Linked DNA regions of Homo sapiens: region 2 is linked to region 1. A link is a contact called in ENCODE Hi-C data. All regions are on one chromosome and are shown on one strand. The core of a region is the stretch at or near the end of the contact, and the rest is flanking DNA. Distances in the headings are between cores, read along the strand shown.

Region 1 (4,506 bases), core at 1,355-3,854:
TGTAAAATAAGAATAATAGGGCTATGGTTGTGGAGAGGATGGAATGAGTAAAAGATGCAAAGACCTTAGCCCATTTTCTAGTACACAGGAAAAGCACTAATGGCTTCATTATAAGATGGTCTTCCTCCTAAGACAGAAATTCTGAGGATGTTTGGGGAAGAAGTAATAGAGAGGTGGCTTGAGAAGTGAGTAATTTTTTTTTTTTTTTTTTTTGAGATGGAGTTTCACTCTTGTGGCCGAGGCTGGAGTGCAATGGCATGATCTCGGTTCACTGCAACCCCGCCTCCTGGATTCAAGAGATTCTCCTGCCTCAGCCTCCTGAGTAGCTGGGATTACAGGTGTTCATCACCACACCCAGCTAATTTTTTTGTATTATTAGTAGAGACGGGGTTTCACCATGTTAGCCAGGCTGGTCTTAAACTCCTGACCTCAGGTGACCCGCCTGCCTCGGCCTCCCAAAGTGCTGAGATTACAGGAGTGAGCCACCTCCCTGGCCGGGAAGTGAGTATGAAAGACAAGTACTACTTCACATAAGAGCAGTGAGCATCCAGAAAGAGTTACGGAAACCTAAAGCTGCAAAGGCCCTAAGGATCAAATGGGTTTGAACCACTGTTCTGCCTCAGGAAATAAGACAAAAACAAGTGCTGTTAAAGTTGATATTCACTTTCCAGCACAATTTTTGTGCAAATACCTAGGACTGTGCCCAACCCCCACCCAATCTACTATAACTTCACCCCCGATTCACCCACTGAAAAAGCAATCAAAATGCATAAATTGTCTTCAATTTAATATAAAAAGAAAATCATTAGCAAACTTCAGTTCTTCTACTTTCATTAGTAATAAATGATTTTCTCACTGCTACTCTCATCCAACCTCCTTCATTTACTATTGGAATGACTAAGATTAAGAAAGGCTTATGAGGCTTAAGGTCACACATCAGATTTGTCACTAAATCCAGGTCTAATGGTTCCTTCCCTATTGCTCTTCCCATGATATCAACTCTGCCATGTTAAGACAAATCTACACCCAATGATGGGTTACAATCCATAGAGTGAGTCTTGACTGTGATGAACCTTCCCCCTGTCCAGGCCTCTCTGACCCACCTCACGTTCCTCCACAACCCACCCACTTAATAAACTCCCTATTCAGAGAATGCACTTACATGTCTACGAATTTCCTATTGAGATGTAGGATGGAGGCCACATCCATCTGGAGAGGAGGGTCCCGGACCACCTTATACTTCAGGGGCTTACACTGTAGACAGAGTGGGGTGTCTGCAGTGGAGGTCAACATGGCAGCATCGATCTCCAGGTGCTCATCCAGCGTGTAGATTTGGATGCCATACACCTCCTCGCCCACGTCCCAGAGTCTGATGGTCAGTGGGACATCACAGAAGACATTCTGAGGACCCAGGGAGATGTTCTTCCCACTGACAGCCAACAGTTTGATGTCATTGACAGCTCCACTAGAGTCCCAGTCAGTGGAGACAAAGGTCACCCAAATGGTCAGAGACTCAGGGACCAAGGGGTAGAGGAACTCCAGCTCGAGGTAGCAGCCTTGAGGCTCAGGGCAGGCTGGAGGAACCGTGTGTGGGTTGACAGCTGAATTTGGGCTCCAGGTGCGGACACTGGACTTACAGGGCTGTTCAACATCAGGATGACCTATGCAGAAGAGATGAGGGAATGAGTTCTTGGGGAAAGAGCTTTATTCCCATCCTTAGAGTTTCCTGTGGACCCCAGGAGAAATTGGTCTGACTAGAACTTAGACAGAGGGGAAAAGGAGAGGAAGGTTCTTGGTGCCTTGGTGAATCTGCTATACACACAGCATCCATCTCATCCCCACCCCTGCAATACAGATTTCAGAGGAATCACCAGACATTCAGTCAAACTGCTTTCATCTCACTACCGAGTCAATGTTCAAACTTTCCTTCCTCATCTTCCACTTAGGAGGCTGTGCTGCCTAAGATGAAAAGAAGTAAAGGGTACATATTGGCTAAACACCCACTGTGTCCCCTGAACTTTAATTCTTGCAAGGACTTATTTAGGAGGTGATAAAACTAAGGCTCCCAAATATAGAGTGAATCGATCAGGTTCATACAACTTGAAGTGTAAAAGCCAGCATTGGAACCGAGTTTTGTTTCATTTTGGAATCTGTATTCTTTGCTGTTCTCCCTATTGGATGCAGGGGACAGTAGAATAAATTAGAATCCTTGTGGTATTACTGCCATTGGTAAAACCTACTTGGACTGACAGAAATCCTAACCCCACCCCCCGACCAGCAAAGAATAGGTGAGCATAAATAGCATCCACCCTGCAGACTGAGGACCTGGGAGGAAACTGTCTAGAACCATGAACAACAGAGCTGGAAGGCAGCCTTGGAGCCCTCTTATCTCTCCTCCTCCCCTTCTCTACATGCAGTCATTCCATACCACTGAGCTTCTCCGCACTCTGTTCTGTCTCACTCAGGAAGGGGAGGGTTGGGTGAGGAGCGGGGAGAAGGAAGGAGGGTTTCTTCTCCTCTTTCCCTAGGGAGATGATGCCTCATCCCCACTGATCTCAGCCTGCAGCGACTTCTGAATTTTTCTCTGCTGAGATCACATCTAGACTCCCAGAGAGCTCTTCCTTGCACTACTGAGGAAAATAACCAGGACTCAATGTAGTGATTGGCTCTAATTTGTTTAAGGGAGCCTCATGAGAGAGACAGACCGGATGGTAAGATGAAGGACCTCAAGTTGCCCAACTAGACACCTTAAAAAAAAATTAAGAGACAGAGTCCTGCTCTGTTGCCTAGGCTGCAGTGGAATGGTCTGATTGTAGCTCATTGCAGGCTCAAATTCCCCTGCCTCAGCCTCCTGAGTAGCTGAATATAGGCATGTGTCCCCATGCCCACCTAGCCACATTCTTTTTTTTTCTTCAGCCTCAGTGGTTGGTTGGGAGGGTGGTGGTGACCCTAGACATTTCTGAAGCAAATAAGAAAAAAAAAAGATCTTTGCTTAAAAACGCTTTGTGGTAATGTTACAGGGTAACAGGAATCACTATAATGTCAATACTAGAAAGTTATTTGGAGTGAAAAAACTATGCCAGTGAAGGCTGTAAATGCCTCTAACCTCCTTGCCTCTGCTTAGCCAAGGAAAGAAAGAAGCCACCAAGTGGAGATGGAGAAGAGAAGAGGAAAAGAGAAGGAGGGGTGAGAAAATACACAGAGGCTTCTTAGATATAATGCATCACAGCAAGAAAAGATGGATTTAATTACAAGATTTCCTCTATCTCTCCTTGGCTAGTTTCATTCATTATTTGCAGTAACTGCTGGCTCAAAGCAACCTTTAGTTTAGGGTGTAAAACACAAGTAGGACTCCCCACCTAGCTGAAGCCTTTCTTCTTGTCTACTTTCCCACACACTGAGTTCCTGACTTTCTTAACTTTGTGGGATGTTGACACACATGTATCACTTATTCATTCAGTCAACTTCATTGAAGGCAGCACTTTACAGTATATGAAACACATCTCCTAGTTATTAGTTAACTCATCTGATTGTCATCAAAATCCTGTAAGATCGTTGTCATTTTGTCTCTATTAAAGAGCACTGCTTCGCTCAACGCCATGTAGCTTTTGCTTAATACAGTGTGCCTAGTCCATAGAGTATTCACATAGCAGATGCTAAATAAATATTTGTTAACCTTCTAGCCTGTTAACATTGAGTTAAAAGTTACAGCATAGAACATTAAAGCATGCTTCCTGATGGTGGGTGCCAGGTGAACATTCCACCCCTCCATGGGCTTTCTCCTGCAACTGGCAAGGGATGATGTAATCTTCCTCCCTTCCTTGGAGAAAATGACTGTCAGGGGTGGGAAGCCACAGGAGAGCAAAGATGACAAATCTGCCTGGCTCATCCTTCCTCCCTAGTTTCTTGTTAATCAACAGAGGGACCAAATACTTCCAAAGGACAGGAAGGTGAGTCTGGTCATTATGCTCAAGCAAGTAAACAGGAGTAGAAATCTTAGCAAAGCTTGTGGTTGTCTGGTTATTAGAGACAAACCCTTAGATGTAAAAAAGAGTCCCTAGAGGCACCAAGTGTAACCATAACCAAAGCAGCAACCTCATTAATAATGCCAGCCTTCACGAGTTGACCATCCTCAATGTGCAGGCACTGTGCCAAGCACATTACACGCCTCAGGTCTTTTTACGTTGGCACTAAGTCTGTGACGCAGGTCTTATGAAATTCATTTTACAGAAGAGGAAACTGAGACTCAGATGGTTCAGAAATTCCCTGGCAGGGAGTAGAATATGATATTGTTGGTCCAGGCAGCGTGCCAGGCTTTGAAGGAATGAAAGTTGGGTTAAAATATCAGTTATAGGGTTTCTCATTGTGTTACCTACTGTAATGTTACCTACCTCAAGGTTGCTGTAAACCTCAAATAGGATGAGATCATTAATAGATTCCCATAAATATATTAGCTCTGTCCTGGAAAGTAGGGACGTATTAACAAGGAAAATATTGGTAAGAGGA
Region 2 (4,110 bases), core at 764-3,263, 340 kb before region 1:
TTTGTTTTGGCTAAAATACTATGGGCTTGGGTGGTAGAACATCCTGAGTTTGAATTCCAGCTACTGCTTACCAGATTTGTAATTAGGTCAAATAACTCAATATCCCTGAGCCCCAGTTTTCTTGCATGTATAATAGGGATATTAATCCCCATTCACAAGGTTGTCATGAGAGATATGTGAAACACCAGGTCGTATGCCTAGTCAGTGCCTGACATATTAGTAACTGCTTCTTAGGGGACTGATCAGTCCTCCTTCCTCTTTTCATTGTCCACAGCTGCATCTGGCCACTGCTCCACACCGGCCTCCTGGATATAGGATGAATTCCCTGTAAAAGGGAGAGTTCAAAGTGAGGCCAAATGGCACCCAAATGCAAATAGAGGGGTGGGGCGCTCAATAACCTTTTGGGTTCATTGAAACTTATAATTCTGCTACTTTGTAAAATGCTTCCCAGGTTGGGAAGGTCAGTGTTGGGACAAAGGGCCACTCATGAGCTTCCTCCTCCCTCTTCCTCTCCCCATCACCAGTGCCCTGAGCTTTTCTCCTTTTAGCACATTGCCAGAGAGTTGCCCTTTAGCTGGATAACTCCCCAGCATGTATTCTCATTTCCCTTATCAGCTCACTATGCAATGAATCTGTTCACATTCTCCTGCCTAGCTTTAGTGTACAGTCCAATATACAGGGAGAGGCACACAGTCAATATTTTGAGGGGAAAATGATTAAGGAACTTGCTTTTGGGACTATCTGCAGTAGTCAGCACCCCCTGAACTTTCTACTGCAGACTCTCTCAGACAGTGCCTTTTCTATATGAACAATGTTAGGAAATCCACTTGGGGTGCTTTCTTAGCCTAGGACCCCAAGACCTTATATTAATATAACAAAGATACATTGATTGCTGACTATGTGTCAACCTAGATGCTTAGTAAAGATGTGCTTTTTCTCTAATGATCTATAAATTAAGACTCAATGGAAGCTAGAGAATTTAAGGTGGTCTGGATCCTGCCATCTCCCCAGCCTCACTTCTCATCACTCCTCTGTAGGGATCCTGTACTCATCCACACCAAAGCAGTTGCATTCCCTGAAAGACTGTGCCATATTACCTTTGTTCATCTTTTTGGACCTTACCATCCTTCTGAATTTTTCTTTCTTTTTTTTTTAATTATACATTCCAGAACACTTGAGTTTTTTAATCAGTAAGTTTGTATTTTTATAATTATTAAAAACATAATTTTACTATGAAAAAAAGAGGTAAGCCAATAAAAGTGATACTGCAGTATCTGGGTTGTGGTAATTTAGAGGTAAATACAGGTGTCATCACCAAGCAAAAGGAATTAAAAGTAGAGCCTTGAAGGACAAGGTAGGACTTGAATGAAACGAAGAAAGAAGGGTGTTCTAATTGCAAGTACAAAAGTCTGAAGGTTGTAGCTTGTGAATCATGCACAAGGACAAGAGACACCAAGACAAATGTAGGTTAGTTGGTATGGATGCTGAAGGGAGTAAGGATAGAGTCTTAACTTGAAATCTGCTGTACATTGTCTTTCATTGAATGCCAGGCTGCTGCACTTGATTTTGAGCCCGTACCAGTTGGAGGGTTACTGAAGTTTAATGTGCAAAGGAATAACATCATGGGGTCTGTGCTACAGATAAAATAGCAGAGATGTTGCCCTGATACATCTGATGAAACTGGGACTTCTGCACGTTGGCTTTGCTACCTGCAAAGGGGGAGGTGGTCCACACACAGTCGGTAGAAACGGGCAAGCATTTTACCATTGGCCTTGACTTATTGAAAGGAGAAAAGGCCAATCTCTTTTTCAAGAGGAAACTAGATTTGTTGTCTTTCTCTGCCTTCCCAACAGACTAAATCCAGGCACATGTTCACAAGCACCTTCCACTGGGATCAGTGAGCTGTTTATTCAGCTTATCTCAAATGCAGGCAGCTTTCTCTTTGCATAGCTGCAATAAGCTCACCCTCAGGGCTTAGAACACAATTGAAGTGGGGTTGGGTGGAGTGGGAGACAGAAAGGGAACAGTTATGAGCAGGTCTGGGGCCTGGCACTGGCCTTTGAGTATACTGCTCACTATCTTTTAAAAAGTGATTCCTGTAGCCAAAAAAGGCCACATTTCCTACCTTTTTCCTTCTTACTTAAGGCTTGGCAAGTTAGGACCCATGGGCTGGCTGTCTGTTTTGTAGATAAAGTTTTATTGGAACACAGCCATGTCCTTTTATTTACATATTATCTATGGCTGTTTTCACACTACATGGCAATGTCAAGCACTTGCAACAGAGACTGTGTGGCTCACAAGGCAGAAAATATTTACTACCAGCTACTTCATATTTAAAAGTTGCTGACCTTTGATCTAACTAAGCTTCCTCTATCCTTCAAAGCATAGCTAAAATTCACTTCCCCTGGGAAGTTTTCCCCGATTCTCCCAGGTCTCACTCAGTCCTCTCACCTTGGATGTACAATGCCACTTCTTGTCCACATTTTTTATACCATGTTTCTCTTTTTTATATGATTTTAAAAACAATTCTAAGTACAACGTATGGCTTTGGGGACAACTGCCACATTTTATACTTTCTATAAAATCATACTCACAGGAGTTGGCAAAGTGGAAGTTGTATATGGTTTATAGAGAGGTGCCTGGTATTGAGTGTTGCTGTCACTGACCAATGCCATAACTTGGGACAAACCACTTCACTTCTCTGAGTCTCTCTTCTCATCTGTCATTTAACATGATAACATAGTACCTACCTGTGTAGGTTAGTACAAGATCCAAAGAGATTAACTAAAACAAACACACAAAAGCAAAAGCAAACAAACAAAAAACATGATTCTTGTAGTAAATAGTTATTTAATAATAACTGAATTATGCTACTTGGGGTCTTGCTTTGCCCATGTGTAAATTTAGAATTTTGTCCCATAACATTCTGGAAAAAAAATCCATTATTCATATCTTTTGTGAAATGCTGAGTACAGTCTCCTCCTTTCTTAGAAATTCATAAGACATTATCATATTAAAGGCTCTGAGATATCCCATGAGAAAAAAAATCTGTTTAACTTTATTTAATCCTGTATTTTTCAAATTTATTTGGCCACACCTTCAAATAACTATTAATGTCTCATGGGAGGTAATGTTCTGAAGAACACACTTTCGACCAATTGGGCCAAGTGGTCTTTTGGTTCACCTGGAGCTGTCATCCTGAGTTAAAGAATAGCCATTGCTTATCAGAGCCTCTTCTTTAATCACCAGCACAAGGAATGCAATGAAAACTCATGTTTTTGCATAAAATGGTGCCTTTGGTTGTGTTTCTTCTATAACGCAGGAAATAGTAAATGTGTATATTCTCAAACCCCACGATATTAGCCATGCAGGCTGTTGGATGTTCTGCCTCCTGATGTGTGTGTGTGTATATATGTGTGTGTGTGTGTGTGTGTGCATGTACCCACATGTGTGCACGCATGTACCCACATGTGTGCACACAGCACCTTTCTCTTCCTCTTGAGGCTGTCAGAGTCACGCACCTGGGGCATTACAAGTCCTGGGTACCTCTATAACTATTCCCTTTCTTCTCACAAGAGTGCCTTTGACCTCTTTCTGTTAAATCCCCTAGAAACATTTCAGTCCTCCCTCTTTCTGGAACTGGAACCCTTGGGTCTCCACCTTGGGTCCCTGCTGCAAAGGGGAAATTGGGGTCTTGGGAAATTATTCCCAAGGGAAAGCGTGAAGTCATTGGGTAAGCATAGATTTGAGATTCTGACTTCCTCAAACATAAATTGGGAATAGCTGACCCTTTCACCAGTGAGGGCTAGCACACATTTTGTTGGCTTATGCCCATGGGGCTGAGACCCAAGTAGGCGGTCAGGGAAGCCTTCCTCACCATCTGCTTAAGACGCATCTGCCGAATACTCAGTATCTCAGTGCACTTATTCACACCCTCTTTCATTCTCCAAAACATCTCGCTTTCAACGGCAAATTATAGGCGACCCTACCCATTCCTCTCCTAAAGTCCCTTATTAAGAAGGCTGGAAGTCTCAGGGGTGAGCAGCAAGGGAAAGAGGAAGTCTGTTTCCAGTGGTGTTCATGGCCCATACAGCCAACAGAGGGCGCTCC

Evidence for each region. A loop is a pair of places that touch in the nucleus more often than their neighbours do. Pooled maps may share reads with other maps.
Region 2: a map of chondrocyte shows a loop between it and region 1 (2.4-fold over the local background). The contact joins two enhancer-like sites. A Hi-C loop is called at or near these places in 2 of 168 maps with a recorded cell type or tissue (Right ventricle myocardium inferior and chondrocyte) and 2 of 50 pooled maps.

The regions. Positions count from the first base shown.
Region 1 is chr9:116,232,294-116,236,799 of GRCh38, reverse strand. It overlaps PAPPA (pappalysin 1), which reads right to left. Exons shown (of 22, transcript NM_002581.5): 7 at 1,163-1,661. Among named protein-coding and RNA genes, the nearest start is that of PAPPA, 81 kb to the right of the region's middle. Within about 2 kb of position 2,604, at least 4 of the 41 ENCODE cell types and tissues checked have a DNase peak (open chromatin) inside an H3K27ac peak, as active enhancers do.
Region 2 is chr9:116,572,339-116,576,448 of GRCh38, reverse strand. The region is part of intron 19 of ASTN2 (astrotactin 2); the gene reads left to right. Among named protein-coding and RNA genes, the nearest start is that of ASTN2-AS1, 70 kb to the right of the region's middle. Within about 2 kb of position 2,013, at least 3 of the 41 ENCODE cell types and tissues checked have a DNase peak (open chromatin) inside an H3K27ac peak, as active enhancers do.